2 separate regions of the Homo sapiens genome follow, and region 1 is linked to region 2. A link is an interaction called in ENCODE POLR2A ChIA-PET data of the cell type or tissue named here. Cell type or tissue: Panc1. All regions are shown on one strand. Each heading gives the region's core, and the rest is flanking DNA. Links, peaks and the distances in the headings are about the cores only.

Region 1 (9,307 bases), core at 838-8,837, 63 kb after region 2:
GGTTCACCTGATTATTTACTCACGGTGTTACTTGTTATTTACATTTCCTATAAATGTAAAGTTAGGTCTAAAGACTTGATTAGATCTAAGTTGAGTGTTTTGACAAGATTATTTTAAAGGTGATGCTGTGCAGTTCTCATTGCATTACATCAGCAGGCACATGATATCTGGTTGTCCCACTGTTAGTGATGCTAAGTGTGATCACTGAGCTACAGAGGTTAAGACACTTTTGTTTTTGCAGAATCTAATGATATTTAAATTTATGGAAAAATGTAAACATATACAATAGCAGAGGTGATAGTGTAATGAACTCTGTTGTATGGGTCACTCAGCTTCTACAGTTATTAACATGTGGCCAATCTTGTTTCATTGGTATCTCTTCATTCCTCTCCCCCGAAAAATGCATATACACAGATTCCAGAGATCATGTCTTTTTTATTCATAAACAATTTAGTATGTATCTCTAAATGACGTTGTTGCATTTAATTGCAAATAACTCCTTATCTTCAAGTACCCAGTCTGTGTTCAGATTCCCTGATTGTCTCATACATGTTTCTTTATGACTGGTTCAAATCAAGATGGAAACAAAGTCCACACATTTCATTCCATTAAGGTATCTCTGTCTCTTTTTTTGCCATTTACTTGTTGAAGAAACTGGACTGCATTAAATTAGCACACTGTCTTAAAGTGTTCATTTATAGATTAATTGAACATAACATCTTCAAATATGAGTTCCATGGGAGAATAAAATGTATTTGACGTTGTATATCTTTGCATTTTTTAGTACAAATAGTAATAAGTCACTACTCAACATAATGAATCATCAGCCAAAATAAGAAAAAATATCCATTAAGATTAAGCTTGTTCCTTTCAGCCGGAACCGCCATCTTCCAGTAATTCGCCAAAATGACGAACACAAAGGGAAAGAGGAGAGGCACCCAATATATGTTCTCTAGGCCTTTTAGAAAACATGGAGTTGTTGCTTTGGCCACGTATATGCAAATCTATAAGAAAGGTGATATTGTAGACATCAAGGGAATGGGTACTGTTCAAAAAGGAATGCCCCACAAGTGTTACCATGGCAAAACTGGAAGAGTCTATAATGTCCCCCAGCATGCTGTTGGCATTGTTGTAAACACACAAGTTAAGGGCAAGATTCTTGCCAAGAGAATTAATGTGCGTATTGAGCACATTAAGCACTCTAAAAGCTGAGATAGTTTCCTGAAACACATGAAGGAAAATGATCAGAAAAAGAAGGAAGCCAAATAGAAAGGTACCTGGGTTCAACAGAAGCACCAGCCTGCTCCACCCAGAGAAGCACACTTTGTGAGAACCAATGCGAAGGAGCCTGAGCTGCTGGAACCTATTCCCTATGAATTCATGGCATAACAGGTGTTAATAAATAAATAAAAGACCTCTGGGCTGTAAAAAAAAAAAAAAAAAAAGATTAAGCTTGTTAAAATGCTACTTCTGAAGGCTCAGTGATCCTAATTTCCTCACTTGACCTTAATTTAGGACTGCATCAAAAAAAACTATTGTTTCTCATAGACTTTTTGGGAATGAAGATGATGACAATTACTTAATATAAGGTATAATAAAATAATAAATAATAAAATTTAAAATCAAAATTACCTCCCAACTGGAATACTGATTGTATTAGTTTCCCAGGACTGCCAAACATAAATTTATTATTTTACAGTTCTAGAGGCTAGACATCCCATATAAAGGTGTTGGTAGGTTTGGTTCCTTCTGTGGACTGTGAGGAAGAATCTGTGCCATTCCTCTCCCCTAGCTTCTGGTGGTTTGCTGGCAATCTTTGGCGTTCCTTAGCTTGCAGGAGCATTTGGTGTTCCTTAGCTTGTAGAAGCATTACCCCAGTTTCTGCCTTCGTCTGCACATGGCTTTCTCCCAGGTTTCCAGATGTTGGTGTCTGGGTTTGTGTGTCTTTTTCCAAATTTCCCCCTTTTTAATAAAGATACCAGTTAAAATGGATTAGGAGGCCACCTTACTCTAGTATGACCTCATCTTAACTAATTACATCTGCAACAGAGCTTTTTCCAAATAAGATCTCATTCTGAGGCTCTGAGGGTTAGGACTTTAACATATGAATTTTTGGGGGACAAAAGTAACCCCGCTCTTCTATTTTAAATTAATGTATAACATTTTCATTGACCTTTCATCAATTTACCAATTTGCTTTTTTTCCCACCTGGTTTACTTCTCTGGAAAAAATCCGGGCCGGGCACAGTGGCTTATGCCTGTAATTCCAGCACTTTGGAAGGCCAAGGCAGGCAGATCACAAGGTCAGGAGTTCGAGGTCATCCTGGCCAACATGGTGAAACTCCGTCTACACTAAAATACAAAAAGCTAGCCGGGTGTGGTGGTGCGGGCCTGTAGTCCCAGCTACACAGGAGGCTGAGGCAGGGGAATCGCTTGAACCCGGGAGGCAGAGGTTGCAGTGAGCCAAGATCGCACCACTGCACTCCAGCCTGGCAACAGAACGAGACTCTGTCTCAGCAAAAAAATAAATAAATAAATAAATAAATTTACCTCACCTCACATCACGTAGAGATTAATTATGCATCTGTAATAATGGGGGTGTCTGGGTATCTTCATTTCTGATGCTGAAATTTTTTAATATCTTTCTAACAAGGTCTGAAATTGTATTTCGAATTGATGAGCTAACATATAGTAATTGTGGAGAACATTTGAGAATTGCTGGGAATGACTAAAAATATTTAGGACGAGGAAAAAACTTGCAGCTGTCAACATATAATAGTTTTGCTCAAAGAAAGTGAGCTTCTGGCCAGGCGTGGTGGCTCACACCTGTAATCCCAGCACTTTGAGAGGCCAAGACAGGTGGATGACAAGGTTAGGAGTTCAAGACCAGCCTGACAAACATGGTGAAACCCCATCTCTACTAAAATACAAAAATTAGCTGGGTGTGGTGATGTGCGCCTGTAGTCCCAGCTGCTCAGGAGGTTGAGGCAGGAGAATCGCTTGAACCCGGGAGGTGGAGGTTGCAGTGAGCCAAGACTGAGCCACTGCACTCCAACCTGGGTGACAAAGCGAGACTCTGTTTCAAAAAAAGAAAAAAAAAAAAAGAAAAGAAAAAAGGGTATCTACATAGAAGCACTCAGAAAAAAAAAAAAGGATAAAAAAGTTCTAAGACCCTGTTCACAATAACCACCATATTCGTTCATCACTAAAGCAATCTTAATAGTGGTTTAAAAATATACAGAATTGTTCTCCAAACTAATCTTCAATATCACATAATATTAAGTAAAAAATAAACATTTCAAACGTTTTAACAGATTACTTCAGCAATATTATGAACTCTACAATTTCATGAATTTTAATGTCTTCTTATCCCCTAACCTTTGGCGTTCGGCTGCCCTTTAAACAGGCCACTCAGCAACAAATACTTTTATAGGGCAGATAGCCTTTAAGTGTGTAATTTACAAGATGAAATTTACTGGTTTCATTGTTCTTTTTTTTTTTTTTTTTTTTTTGAGACGGAGTCCTGCCCTGTCGCCCATGTTGGAGTGCAATGGCCGGATCTCAGCTCACTGCAACCTCCACCTCCTGGGTTCAAGCGATTCTCCTGCCACAGCCTCCGATTCTCCTGCCTCAGCCTCCCGAGCAGCTGAGACTACAGGCACGCGCCACCACGCCCAACTAATTTTTGTATTTTTAGTAGAGACGGGGTGGGGGACAGGGGGTGGGGTGGTCTCACCATATTGGCCAGGCTGGTCTCAAACTCCTGATCTCGTGATCCACCCTCCTCGGCCTCCCAAAGTGTTGGGATTACAGGTGTGAGCCACCGTGCCAGGCCCATTGTTCCTTTTTTAAAATAGTATTGGTAGTTTTGTATGTATTGAATTATTTGAAAATAAGACCATCCGGGCTGAAGTCTGTTATTACCGTTGATGACAACTGAAACTGGTGGAATTACTACCGTTGATGAGACCTGAAGTTGGTCAAACGAAAGCAAAACAAACCCGCCCAACGTGGGGCTCGAACCCACGACCCTGGGATTAAGAGTCCCATGCTCTACCGACTGAGCTAGCCGGGCAGTTAGAGAAAAGTGTTGTTCCTAGATCTTTTCAAAGGAATAAGATTGTTTTGATTTGTTCTAAGAATTACATTTCGTATTAAATGATTTTTCTATTTTATATATATATATATATATATATTTTTTTTTTTTGGTAAAGTTTTTCATGACTTTTAAAACTTGTGTTTCATGTCTGATTCTGTGCGCACAAACTTCTGTTGTTTAATAAAAATGTATAAACAGCCCTCTAGTGGTCAGCACCTTTCCGTTTCCTTAAAGGTAAGGCGGGCCAAGGAAGGCGATGCCGACTCCAGCCCGGAGAATAGGAGTGAGTGTAGGGGTGCTTCCAGTTCATCCTAAAGATTCCCGCCGGCAGAGCGCCCACCCCTTGAAGCGCGGGGACCAGAGAGGTTCTCAGCACCCTCGTGGCCCACTGCAAAAGATGGCTGCGGAGAAATGTCCTGCACACTCTCTGGAAACAATTGGAACTGAAAGCCCAGCTGCAGAGCTGGCTGGCCTCTCGGCATCGTGTGACTTAGAGATTTTCGGAATTCTTTTCTTTGGCATGACGGTGGTTCAACTAAGACATACCATGGTGTTTACACGAGAGATTAGAAAGCTAAAGCAGTCTCAGCGAGTAATTGAAAATACCGTAGAGTTTGCTCACACTCAAAACTAAAAAGTGAAAAAATTTATTCCATAGACTGATAGAACCTCAGTGTGGGAAGGGACCATTATTCCAAGCCTCTCCCTACTAAAAAAAAAAATAATAAATAAAGATTTATTCTGTTTTCCAGAATAAGTGATTTCACAGTAGCCAAACAGTCCCAGTTAATGAGGGAAACTACTTTGTAAGAAAAAAACAAAGGCCGGGCGCGGTGGCTCACGCCTATAATCCCAGCATTTTGGGAGACCGAGACGGGCAGATCACGAGGTTAATAGATCGAGACCATCCTGGCCAACATGGTGCAAACCACGTCTCTACTAAAAGTACAATCGGGCGTGGTGGCGCATGCCTGTAACCCCAGCTACTTGGGAGGCTGAGGCAGGAGAATCGCTTGAACGTGGGAGGCCGAGGTTGTAGTGAGCCGAGATCGTGCCATTGCACTCCAGCCTGGCAAGGGTGTAATCCTGTCTCAAAAAAAAAAAAAGCAGGATTAGAAAAGCATACTTTGGCAAATTCATTTATTATTATTATTATTGACATAGAGTCTTGCTCTGTTGCTCAGGCTGAGTGCAATGGGGCGATATCAGCTCACTGCAACCCCCACCTCCAGGTTCAAATGATCACTCCTGTCTCAGCCTCCTGAGTAGCTGAGATTACAGGCGTGCACCACCACGCCTGGCTAATTTTTGTATTTTTAGTAGAAATGTAGTTTCGCCATGTTAGCCAGACTGGCCTCAAACTCCTGACCTCAGGTGATCCACCCGCCTCGGCCTCCCAAAGTGCTGGGATTACAGGAGTAAGCCACCGCATCCAGCAGTGGCAAATCCTTTTAAACAAGGGTTGTCAATTATGGTTAAACCATTACGTTAATTTTATATGTTAATAGTTGGTAGAGAACTGGATATTTACAGGGTCGAAGTAACACCACACAGGTTACTAGATGCAAGGAGGACAATCTCACTGAATGATGGCGGGTTCAGGTTGTTATTACCTTAATCCAGAAATTAATCTGAGTTTTGCTAGTGCTTTACTAATCTTCAACAAGATAGATAGTGTATCTTTAGCAGTGATACAACACAAAATCAATGATAATTATTTATTCTAGTCAAAAAATGTTTTTGATTAATTAGTATCTAAAGGTCCATAGGCCTTTTGATATTAATTCCAGTTTACAGGAAATATAAAGGATAGAGGAACAAGATGAATGACACCATAAGGAGCCAATAACACAAAGTCAGAGGGTGGGAAATTCTCCAGGACAACTAACCTTCAAGAAGTATTATATATTTTTTAATGACTTTTGCTAGTTTTTTTTTTTTTTTTGAGACCGAGTTTTGCTCTTGTGGCCCAGGCTAGAGTGCAGTGGCGCACTCTCGGCTCACTGCAATCTCTGCCTCCCGGGTTCAAGTGATTCTGTTGCCTCAGCCTCAGCCTCCCGAGTAGCTGGGATTACAGGTGCGTGCCACCACACCCAACTAATTTTTGTATTTTTAATGGAGACAGGGTTTCACCATGTTGGCCATGGTCTCGAACTCCTGACCTCAGGTGATCCACCCGCCTCGGCCTCCAAAAGAACCAGGATTACATGTGTGAGCCACAGTGCCTGGTCAACTTTTGCTAGATTAAAAGAGACAAAAGGGCCATAATAGTCAGATGCAATAGGTGATCCTAGATTGGATATGTTCTGGAAAAACTAGTTATAAAGAGATTTTGGAGTCAACTGGAGAAACTTGCATATAGTTTGAATATTGGATGAGATGAAAATTTACTGTAATGGAAAGTGGAGATGTTTGGCTGCAAAAAGCAAGTTATAGAATAAATGTAATCACTCATTTTGGTAAAAAGAATGCCATTTACTAAGATATTAATATTATTATTTGGGTAGTGGGAATCTGAACGTTTTACTTTTTTAATTTTTTGCTTGTCTTTATTTTCAAATTTTCTAAAATGCATATGTATACTTCTGTAATATTAAAAGGGTTATTTTTTAAAAGTACATGAGAAAGAAGAAAGAAAGGAAAGCAAAGATAAAACTTTAAAATGTGGCCAACAATTAGACTTACAGAAATGAGATCTGGGCCAGGCAAGGTGGCTCACCTGTGATCCTACTACTTTGGGAGGCCAAGGTAAGAGGATCACTTGAGCCTACTAGTTCTAGACCAGCCCTAACAACAAAGCAAGACCCCCCACGCCCAGCATGGTGACACACACCTGTAGTCCCAGCTACTTGAGAGGCTGAGGTGGGAGAATCGCTTGGGCCTCCCATCTCAGCCTCTCTTGGGAGGTCAAGACTGCAGTGAGCCTTGGTCACGTCATTGTACTCCAGTGTACTTCAGTGGGTGACAGTAAGAAACCTTGTCTCAAAAAAAAAAAAAAAGAGAGACTCAGAAGTTCTGGATACTTCTTTTGTATAAGTGGACTACAAATCTCATCCGAAGCTTTCTAGCAGTCATGGTGGAAAAGGAAAGCTGATCAGTTACACAATTCATAGGGTCCTCACAATGAAGCCATTTAAACCAAATCAACTCCTTGGTTACTCAGATCAAAAAGCAAGAGGAGTATATAGATCCTGTTATTCAGAAATAAATGCTGCTAAACCTAAGATATCTGGATCCTTGTTCCTTTTGTATGTGTGTGTCTGCGTTTCTTTCTTTTTCTTTTCCTTTTTTTTTTTTTTTTTTTAGACAGAGTCTTACTCTGCTGCCCAGGCTGGAGTGCAGTGGTGTGATCTTGGCTCACTGCAATCTCTGCCTCTTGGGTTCAAGCAATTCTCCTGTCTCAGCCTCCCAAGTAGCTGGGAGCCCAGCTAATTTTTGTATGTTTTTAGTAGAGACGGGATTTCACCATATTGGCCAGTCTGATCTCGAACTCCTGACCTTGTAATCCGCCCGCCTCGGCCTCCCAAAGTGCTGGGATTACAGGCATGAGCCACCACGCCCAGCCTCTTTTTTTTTTTTAATTGTGGCAAAATATACATAACATAAAATTTACCATCTTAACCATTTTTAAGTGCACAGTTCAATGGCGTTAGGTACATTCACATTATTATGTGACCATCACCACTATCTATCACCAGAACTGTTTCATCACCCCAAACTGAAACTGCATGCTTAGCAAACTGTAACTTCACATTGCCCTCTCCCCCCATCAGCTCCTGCAACAACCACTTTTTTTCTTTTTTTTTTTTTTTTTTTTTGAGACAGAGTCTCGCTCTGTCACCCAGGCTGGAGTGCAATGGTGCAATCTCGGCTCACTACAACCTCCACCTCTCGGGTACAAGCAATTCTCCTGCCTCAGCCTCCTAAGTAGCTGGGATTACAGGTGCGCACCACCACGCCTGGCTATTTTTTTTTTTTTTTTTGAGATGGGAGTCTCGCTCTTTCACCCAGGCTGGAGTGCAGTGGTGCGATCTTGACCCACTGCAAGCTCCACCTCCCAAGTTCACGCCATTCTCCTGCCTCAGCCTCCCGAGTAGGTGGGACTACAGGCGCCTGCCACCACGCCCAGCTAATTTTTGTATTTTTAGTAGAGACGGGGTTTCACTGTGTTAGCCAGGATGGTCTCGATCTCCTGACCTCATGATCCGCCCGCCTCGGCCTCCCAAAGTGCTGGGATTACAGGCGTGAGCCACTGTGCCAGGCCGACGCCCGGCTAATTTTTGTATGTAACCACCATTCTACTGTCTCGATGAATTTGACTATTCTAGGTACTCATATGGGTGGACTCATACAATTTTTGTCTTTTTGTGTCAGGCTTATTTTATTTCACATAATGTCTTCAAGGTCCATCCATATGGTAGCATGTATCAGAATTTCATCTCTTTTGAATGATGAATAACATTCCCTTATATGTATATATCAGGGAATTTTTGTTTACCCATTCATCAGTTGATGAACATTTGGGTTGCTTCCACCTTTTGCCTATTGTGACTAATGTTGTTATGAACATTGGTATGGAAATATCTGTTTGAGCTCGTGCTTTCAATTCTTTTGGGTATATACTCAGAAGTGGAATTGTTGAATCATGTAATTCTATTTTTAATTTTTTGAGAGTTCCTCTGGAATTTTTTTTTTTTTTCTGAGATGGAGTCTTGCTCTGCCACCCAGGCTGGAGTACGGTGGCGCAATCTTGGCTCACTGCAACCTCCGCCTCCCAGGTTCAAGCAATTCTCCTGCCTCAGCCTCCTGAGTAGCTGGGATTACAGACACTCACCACCATGCCCGTCTTTTTTTTTTTTTTTTTTTTTTTTTTTTAGTAGAGTTGGGGTTTCACCATGTTGGCCAGGCTGGTCTCAAACTCCTGACCTCAAGTGATCCGCCCGCCTCAGCCTTCCAAAGTGCTGGGATTACAGGTGTGAGCCACCGCGCCCGGCCCCTTTGGAATTTTAACCTTTATGAAAGTCACTTCCATAATGCAGGCCTCTGTTTCTTCATCTACAAATAAAAAGGCGGGGTGAGAGGCAGAGGGAGGACTAAGTCAAGGGAGGGCTTTAGGAGATCTCTAAAGAGCCTCCCAGCCTTACAACTCATGAATTGATGATCATTCAGAACCCTGGACAAAAGTGCTGGTCCCCTCTTTAGAGTCTCT
Region 2 (9,307 bases), core at 962-8,961:
TTGCAATAACAACCGTGCCCAATCTGCATGGCTGACAACAGTCAAAGGGTGTGTGGCACTCCTGCGCCCATGCACAGCTTAGGGAGGGTGGTGTGTGCTCCGTGTCATTGGCCTCACGCCAGGACTAGAGGGAAAGAAGGTGGTAAATGATGCCCTAGCTCTAAAGCCAAAACAAGCCGCCCAGTCACAGTTGACCTCAAGTGAATAGGGAAGTGTGGTCTTACCCTGCTTCTCCCAGAGAGAACTGGAACGTGAATGAACGCCTTCGTGACTGCAGTGTGCATGCATGCAAGTGTGGGAGGGTGTGTGAGGAGTGGAGGAATATCGCTTAGGTTGTGTGTGCGCCCACGAATGTATGTACAGTTCACAAACGTGATGTCTGTGTAATGACAGCGGCTGCCATTTAGTTGAAGCATGTGCCAAGCTCTCAGCAATAACATCTTAACTTGATGGAGTACTTCTAGGTGCTGTACCAACCCTCAATACGCACTATCCCCTCTAGACCCGAACTGGCCCTAGGAGATGAGTATCCTTATTACCTCATTTGACAGGTGAGGAAACGGGGGCTCCAAGTGGTTAAGTAATGTGCCCAAGGCCACAGAGCTAGGAAATAGATGCTGGATTTGAACTAAGAATGTGTCATTCCAGAACCAGGGCTCATTGCCTTGACAACATACAGCGCAAATCCTGTACTCAGGATGTCACCCTCTTCAGAATGTTGCTGCTGTCACTCAAGCTGGCTGCTCTGGGCCATGATATCCCAAGGACAGGTGAATTTGGGCCTCAAAGGTATCCCTTTGCATGGTCCCCAGGAGAGCCTCATTGGTGACACCTGCAGGGCCCTGACGACCAGGCCAGAACTAGCATTCAGCCCTCTTGGGCAGGCCCATGGGGTGGAAATGGTGCCACCTGCAGAAGTCATCGCCCCTGTGCTGGGCTGGCCTCTGTGCCCTCCATGTCTCAGATATGCCCTGACCTGTTGGGCTCACAAGGCCTTGTCCACATACCAGGAAGGAGGGCACTCCCTTGCCAGGCACCTGTTTGCTTTTCACAGCTGGGTCTCTGTCCACCCCTCTAGGGAGGCAGGACTGAGGGAGGCTGGGCGCCCCGTCCCTCCTGCACTTGCTTTCCTTCAGTAGGGCCCTGGCCTCAGCACAGGTAACTTCCCCCCTCATTTCAGCTCCCAGAGGTCTCTTGGTTAGTGCACTTGAACCCAGCCACCCCCAACCCAGAAGCTCCAAAAAGTGCCAATGCCTGGGACCCACCCTGCAGATACTGTTGTAGTTGGTCTGAGGCACAGCCTGGACTTGGGGTTTTTTTAAGGTTCTGCATGGGGTTCTACCTGCTGCTGTCACCTGGTCTCTGCAGCTCTGTTCCAAAGCTGCAGCCTCCAGGAAGCCACCCTGACTTCCCCCCACCTACCTTCCCCCTTGGAGGGGACAGGTTCTACTCAGAAGTCACACAGCCCTCGGATGGGTCTTCTCGTTTCCACCGCCATCTGGGACCTACCCGTCCATGGTTTATAACCCCTGTGTTCTAGCAGCAAAGCTTTGTAGACTCTGGGTTTATGGGTGTAGGGGTGAGAGCTGCTGGCCCAGGAGAGGACCTCAGGGAATGGATGTGAATGACTGAATGAGTAGGTCCACGCTGTACCCCGTGGTCCCTATCTCAGAGGGTGCAGGGTTTCCTAGGAGCAGAGTTGGGGAGAGGAACGAGAGATGGCCAGACAGACCCAGCCAGAGACAGGAAGGGAGAGAGGCCGCAGGGGAGCTGCTTCTGGCCATCCATGCTGCTCTGGGCCTCTAGCCCCTAGCTTGAGGCAAAAGGCTGTACTGTGAAAGGAGTGGGGAGGTGACAGGCCATGTGTTTCTGTCTCGGTCCTGTTTCCACAGTATGACGAGGAAGCGATGGTGGAGGCTGTGGCCCTCTACAACCCTGTGAGCTTTGCCTTTGAGGTGACTCAGGACTTCATGATGTATAGAACCGGCATCTACTCCAGGTGAGTCAGGGTCCCAGGAGCCAGGAGGGACAGTGGGGAGGGGCTTGGTGGGCCTCCTCACACCCCACTCGTGGGACTTGGGCTCGTGGCCCAGACTCCTGTGTGTCAGACCCTTCATGACACCTGCCAGGTGCTGGGCGTTTTGCACATCCCTCAGTTAATCCTCACACAGCCCCAAGGGCCAGGAGCCATGGCCTCTTCTCACAGCAAAGGAGAGGTGGTCAGAAGGGATACGACAGACACAGGCCACCTGGCTAGTGAGAGCTAGGGCCAAAATTTGAGAGCTTTGTGCTCCTTAACAGAAGAGTTGCCTCCAGTTTAAAAAAAACCCATGTTCAGGCCAGGCGTGGTGGCTCATGCCTGTACTCCCAGCACTTTGGGAGGCCGAGGCAGGTGGATCACTTGAGGCCAGGAGTTCAAGACCAGCCTGGCCAACATGGCGAAACCCCATCTCTACTAAAAATACAAAAAAAAAAAAAAAGCCAGCGTGGTGGTGCATGCCTATAATCCCAGCTACTCGGGAGGCTGAGACACAAGAATGGCTTGAACCTAGGAGGTGGAAGTAGCACTAAGCCAAGATCGTGCCACTGCACTCCAACCTTGGTGACAGAGCAAAGCTCTGTCTCAGAAAAAAAAAAAAATACCCATGTTTAAAGATTTGAAGACGTAAAATAGGGAGAAGAGTAGCTGCCCTCACACACTAGGATCCTGTGCTGGAGGAGTCACCCCAGGCTTCTTCAGAAAAACCAAGCTTTAGCCTCTTTACTATGGGGTTTCTCTCACCCACACCTTTTCGCCTGCCTGGTTTGCAGCCTCATTTCCCTCCCTTCATCAGTTGCTGCCCGTTAACGTCACTCACTAATGTCACTCACGTCTGTGCTCTCCTCTCCCTCCCTGAGGCTCTGCCCTGGTCACCATTGTCCTTGGACCCCCTAACCCCCCACACACTGTTCCAGCTTCCACTGGGAGCTGTCTGCCTTCTGAAACACTCCTCTTGCCAACGCCAACCTTTGAACACACCAGTGTCCCTGCTTTCCCAGGGTCCTACCCTGAGGGGGACCCTCATGATCTGGTCCTCCCTCTTTTTCCACACTCATCTGCCATCAAACCCGTCCCCGCCGTTCCACCCTGCAGCCCCCACCCCAGCCACGCAGAAGGGTTCGCAGTTCCATGGGCGTTCCCCGCCTCCACAGGGAGCCTTCCCTGACCCACCCTGCCCACCCTCCCCCCCCCCCCCGCTGGGTTGGATCCCCCCCACCTCCTGGGGGCTCTGTCGCCCTCCCACTGTCAGAGCCCTCAGGCCACTGTAGAGAAGCAGCCTCTTTGCCAACCTGCTCCCTGCCAAACAGGGCTTCCAAGGGACAGTTATGCATGCTGCCTGGATCCCGGCACCTGGCCCTGGCGCGAGCCTATGGCCCACTTACACATCAGCTGAATTCACACCTGACCACTGCAGTTTGTTCTCTTGAATTTCTTGGAATTTCCTTATGGAGGCTAGTTCACTTTTGTAAACAGAAAAAGTTGTATTTTTGCCATAGGTATAAAGTAATATTTAATAAATGCAGTGGCAACAAAGCAAAGCTGTGTTAAAGTCTGCCAGACACTGTTGCCTACAGAAGGTGCAGCAGGAAGGTGGCTCTCTCCTTGCCAGGAAAGAGGGAGTAGAAAGTGTCAGGGGTGAGACACGGGCCAGCACCATATGGAGATTCTCCTGACAGAAGCAGAAGAACCAAAAGAACTGAAAGGGCCGGGTGCGGTGGCTCACACCTGCAATCCCAGCACTTTGGGAGGCCGAGGTGGGTGGATCACCTGAGGTCAGGAGCTCGAGACCAACCTAGCCAACATGATGAAACCCTGTCTCTACCCAAAATACAAAAATTAGCTGGGTGTGGTGGTGCACGCCTGTAATCAGGCTACTCGGGAGTCTGAGGCAGGAGAATCGTTTGAACCCTGGAGGTGAAGGTTGCAGTGAGCAGAGATTGCACCATTGCACTCCAGCCTGGGCAACAGAGTGAGACTCCGTCTCAAAAGAAAAAAAGAACTGAAAGGAGTTCTCTCACGGAGACTAAATGTGATTACATCACCACCTTACATGCCTCCCTGGTCCGCTGTGGGGAACATTGCTCTAAAGCGCTCAAAGAGGCGTTGTTGGATGGGACTGTCATTGCTTTTATCCTTCCCATATGATCACCTCTTTTTGAATTTTGTTTTCCAGTACTTCCTGCCATAAAACTCCAGATAAAGTAAACCATGCAGTACTGGCTGTTGGGTATGGAGAAAAAAATGGGATCCCTTACTGGATCGTGAAAAACTCTTGGGGTCCCCAGTGGGGAATGAACGGGTAAGCAGCTCCCAGGTCCCACTTCTGGGAGGGGGATGTTGCTCAGGCCTGGAGGCCCTGGGGGCATCACTTCCACCTCAGAGTTACGGCTTCCACAGACGAGCTGGTCAGCCAAGCCCTAGGCCAGGCCAGGGGGAAAGGGAGCATGAGAATGTAGCCTCCACATTTCCAAGCCCCCATTTGCAGCCCTCACAGGGCCCCAGGTCTTTAGGACGCTGCAGGGAGAGCAGGAGGCCAGCTGGCTCAGAAGGACTGCTAGGAAAACAGCTCAGAACTTGGAACTCTGCTGGCACGAAATCAGTGTCTGGGAGGGTCCGTCTTTGAGAAATCAAAGCAACAAATGTACCCCTGATCACTGACAGCCCCTCCTTCCGGGAGAAAAGGCTGGCATGGGGCGGCCTGGGTGTATATGCTGCTGTGCCTTTGTCCTGTCCTCCCAGATTCCATGTCCTTGTCTGAAAAGGAGAGCTTTCCTGTTCCCTCGGGCTCCTGGTGATAAAATAGCTGTGTGAGGGCCCGGCCAGGGCTAAGAGGGGGCCCTCGGTAAATTTTCGGGAGAAGTGGGATATGGATCATTCATTTGGCAGCTAAGGAGAGGGAAGAATGAATTCTTCACAAAGTCAGGTCCGTGATTTGCCGGTGATCAAATAAGCCGAATGCTACTGTTTTATGAATAAATTTAGAGGGTCTCACCCCTGAAGTCAGCTCTTGGTGAGCAGCAAAACATTCTAGAAAGGCCTGTGGTGGGGAGACCGCCGGCCGGGCCTCAGCTCCTCTTTCTGCCCAGGTACTTCCTCATCGAGCGCGGAAAGAACATGTGTGGCCTGGCTGCCTGCGCCTCCTACCCCATCCCTCTGGTGTGAGCCGTGGCAGCCGCAGCGCAGACTGGCGGAGAAGGAGAGGAACGGGCAGCCTGGGCCTGGGTGGAAATCCTGCCCTGGAGGAAGTTGTGGGGAGATCCACTGGGACCCCCAACATTCTGCCCTCACCTCTGTGCCCAGCCTGGAAACCTACAGACAAGGAGGAGTTCCACCATGAGCTCACCCGTGTCTATGACGCAAAGATCACCAGCCATGTGCCTTAGTGTCCTTCTTAACAGACTCAAACCACATGGACCACGAATATTCTTTCTGTCCAGAAGGGCTACTTTCCACATATAGAGCTCCAGGGACTGTCTTTTCTGTATTCGCTGTTCAATAAACATTGAGTGAGCACCTCCCCAGATGGAGCATGCTGGTCCTGGGCCATGACTCAAACCAGGTCTGTCCTCGCCACTCAGTCTCCCAGGAGGGAGGCATCAGGGGGTGTCCAGGCTCTGGCTGGGAGGATGGTGGGGGTGCTGGCGGTATTATCCACCAGATGGGGTATCCAGGATGAAGAGCAGGCTTAATTTGAGATCTTGACTATTTGTCCCAAACCTGAGTGGAGAGGTGGGGAGGAAGGAGAAAAACGGGCCAAGCTGCGGCAGAGGCAGGATTCAAACCCACAATGTCAGCCCAGAAGCCTGTACTTCTCTGTGTGGCCTCCCCAGTCTCAGCTGCCTACTCCTACTCAGACTCTGCCCCCCACCTCCACATGAGACTGCCCACCCCTTCCTCACCAACCCCTTATTTATTTCAAACGTGCCCAGATGCTCCTGTCGTTTCCACACCATCCCTTCCCTTATCTTGCCTTTTGAGAAATCTTGATCTCTGTTTAGAGGGCGGCCATGAAGTTGCTGCTGCTTCCTGAAGCCTCCGGGCTCTGGGATGTCTGTAGAACAAGCTGGAGTCCACCAGCTCTTTGTCCTATGGCTCACAGACTTTCTTAATGATAAAAGCTGTCATCTTATTTGGGCTTCCTGAAAAGCTAAAGGCTTGAGAATATTTGAAAAATATATATGTTCATGATAAGGCTTATTTAGATAATGCAAATATAGTTTAATTTATTAGAAAATTCTAGTAACATAAGACCACAACTGTATAAGACAAAAAACAATCACCTTGCTAGGCATGGTGGCTCACGCCTATAATCCCAGCACTTTGGGAGGCCGAGGCAGGTGGATCACCTGAGGTCAGGAGTTTGAGACTAGCCTGGCCAACATGGTGAAACCCCGTCTCTAATAAAAATACAAAAAAAAAAATTTAGCCAGGAGTGGTAGTGCACACCTGTAGTCCCAGCTACTCGGGAGGGTGAGGCAAGAGAATCGCTTAAGCCTGGGAGATGGAGGTTGCAGTGAGCTGAGATCATGCCACTGCACTCCAGCCTCAAAAAAAAAATAATAATAATAATAGACTTCATTGGATGGAATTCTATTCTAGATTTAAAAAAAAACTAACATGAAATGAAAGCATAATTTCTTTTTCTTTCTTTTTTTTTTTTTTTTTTTAGATGTAGTCTCACTCTGTCACCCAGGCTGGAGTGCAGTGGTGTGATCTCAGCTCACTGCAACCTCCACCTCCCCAGTTCAAGCGATTCTCCTGCCTCAGCCTCCTGAATAGCTGGGATTACAGGCATGCACCACCACTCCTGGCTAATTTATGTATTTTTAGTAGAGATGGGGTCTCACCATGTTGGTCAAGCTGGTCTCGAACTCCTGACCTCAAGTGATCCCAAAGTGCTGGGATTACAGGAGTGTGAGCAACCGCACCCAGCCTGAAAGCATAATTTCTGAATTTGACAAAGATTCTCAAATCAATGGTCAGTTGTATAAAAGGATTCCCATTGAAGTCAGTGGTATAAAAGGATTCCCATTGAAGATACATGGCAAATAAGTCTAAGGGTACCATTCTTGCTTACATCTATCTGGAAGATCTGGCTGCTGTGATAAATAAACCCAATTAATATTTGCAGACAGCATGATAATGTGGCTAAAAACATTCAGGAGAATCAACAAAACTTAGAACTAATGAAAGAGTTCTGAAAGTGGCTGGATACCAGAAAAAAAAATCAAAAACTCAGAAAAAATACACTATTTTTTGTTACTATTGCAACTTTACTATTGCAACAAAACCAGCAGCTAGGAATAACCACCAAAAAGTCTTATATGAAGAAAATTACTAAATTAATAACACTATAAAGGAAGACTTAGATAAATGGAGAGCCACCATATTCTTTTGTTGTTGTTGTTGAGACAGAGTCTCACACTGTTGCCCGGGCTGGAGTGCAATGGCATGATCTTGGCTCACTGCAACCTCCGCCTCCCGGGTTCACGTGATTCTCCTGCCTCAGCCACCCGAGTAGCTGGGATTACAGGTGCCCACCACCACACCTGGCTAGTGTTTTGTATTTTTAGTAGAGACGAGGTTTCACTATGTTGGCAGATTGGTCTCAAACTCCTGACCTCATGATCCACCTGCCTCGACCTCCCAAGGTGCTGGGATGACATGCATGAGCCACCATGCCCGGCCGAGGCACACCATATTCTTGAATGGAAAGATTAGCATAAATAAGTTGATTATTGCCAGAAATAAAAGTACAGATGGTATATTTCCAACTAAAATCCCAATAAAATTCTGTTATCCTTTTTATCTGGGGGAAAAAAGGCCAAGGTAGTTTTATAAATGAGCAATGAGGGTGGATTTTTTTCACATATTAAAATTTACAAAATGTTAACCCTTAAAACAGTGTGCCAATTAAGAATAGATTACTCACTCAGGTCTAGGAAGTAAGAATTCGATACATCCGTCACAGACGAGTCCATTTTCACCATTCAATTAAAGGTGCTAGAAGCTGGGTGCGGTGGCTCACGCCTGTAATCCCAGCACTTTGGGAGGCTAAGGCAGATGGATCACGAGGTCAGGAGTTCAAGACCAGCCTGGCCAACATAGTGAAATCCTGTCTCTACTAGAAATACAAAAATTAGCCGGGCATGGTGGCGGATGCCTATAATCCCAGCTACTCGAGAGGCTGAGGCAGGAGAATCACTTGAACCCGGCAGGCAGAGGTTGCAGTGAGTGGAGATCGCACCCCTGCACTCCAACCTGGGTGACAGAGCGAGACTCCGTCTCAAAAAAAAAATAGTGCTAGAAATTGAACAGTAGGTTGGAAAAACAATGTAACCTAAATCCTCACCCAGCTCTATATTGTTTTTAAAGTGAACATTTTCTTTTCTAACGGGTTTAGATATAGAATGACTGTGGAGACAGAGGAGAATTCTTGCACACCCACACCCAGATCTCTCTGCGATGAATGTAGTAGTTTGATACAAATGTCACAATTAATGATCCAATATAGAACATTATTAACCACATTCCAATTAAATACTCATTTAAAGGGAGGGTCCTGGGTGAGGTTCCAAAGAAATTCAAATTACCACAAAAATCAAATAACTGTTTTCAAAATTAGCCTCCCCTGAGGGATTTAGGTGCTCCGCAGGGATTGTGGGCTTGGGCTGGAACACAGACCTGAGACTTTGAAGCAGAGTTCTCCTTTCCATAAGAGCCCCGAATGTCTCAAACCCAGACAATGATGAGAGTCTTTTATTATAAAAAGGCCTGCAGGCCTGGTGTGGTGGCTCACGGCTTATAATCCCAGCACTTTGGGAGGCCAAGGTGGGCAGATCACCTGAGGTCAGGAGTTCGAGACCAGCATGGTGAAACCCTGTCTCTACTAAAAACACAAAAAAATTACCTTGGCGTGGTGGCACGCACCTGTAGTCCCAGCTACTTGGGAGGCTGAGGCAGGAGAATCGCTTGAACCCGGGAGGCAGAGGTTGCAGTGAGCCGAGATCGTGCCACTGCACTCCAGCCTGGCAAGAGAGCGAGACTCCATCTCAAAAAAAAGAGGGGGAGGGGGAGGGGGAGGGGGCGGGGGGGGGACTTTCAGGGGCCAATTCCCTCCTTTTCAGCCATTTACCAAACACCTGCAGAGTATCCACTGTGTGCAGTCCTCTCCTGTGCCAGGCACCAGGGAGCACACAGGATGTTTATAACATCCAGTGTTGGCAGGACTGTTGTGAAACAAGCAGCATGGCCTGTGCCTTGGTG

What was found. ChIA-PET counts read pairs that join two places held together with the same protein. Peaks named below come from ENCODE experiments on the same cell type or tissue, not always from the same donor. Only the 100,000 strongest peaks of a DNase experiment are listed, where the experiment ranks them.
Region 1: POLR2A ChIA-PET joins it to region 2 with 13 read pairs; 7 of 35 experiments call an interaction of 5 or more read pairs at or near these places.

Annotation. Positions count from the first base shown.
Region 1 is chr15:78,855,329-78,864,635 of GRCh38, reverse strand. TRK-CTT1-2 (tRNA-Lys (anticodon CTT) 1-2) reads right to left here and starts at 4,074; the gene lies at 4,002-4,074. It overlaps LOC124903535 (a long non-coding RNA gene), which reads right to left and starts at 3,773. Exons shown (of 2, transcript XR_007064727.1): 1 at 3,736-3,773; 2 at 416-1,962. It also overlaps the pseudogene RPL21P116. In Panc1, for the core only: no CTCF peak of the experiment used is centred there; DNase peaks (open chromatin) are centred at 4,155, 4,485, 4,595 and 5,045; H3K4me3 peaks cover 1,755 bases; H3K27ac peaks cover 1,108 bases.
Region 2 is chr15:78,918,026-78,927,332 of GRCh38, reverse strand. It overlaps CTSH (cathepsin H), which reads left to right. Exons shown (of 12, transcript NM_004390.5): 10 at 1,893-1,999; 11 at 4,215-4,340; 12 at 5,128-6,275. The coding sequence ends at 5,203. Among named protein-coding and RNA genes, the nearest start is that of CTSH, 22 kb to the left of the region's middle. RefSeq lists an enhancer at 1,925-1,974. In Panc1, for the core only: no CTCF peak of the experiment used is centred there; no DNase peak of the experiment used is centred there; H3K27ac peaks cover 991 bases.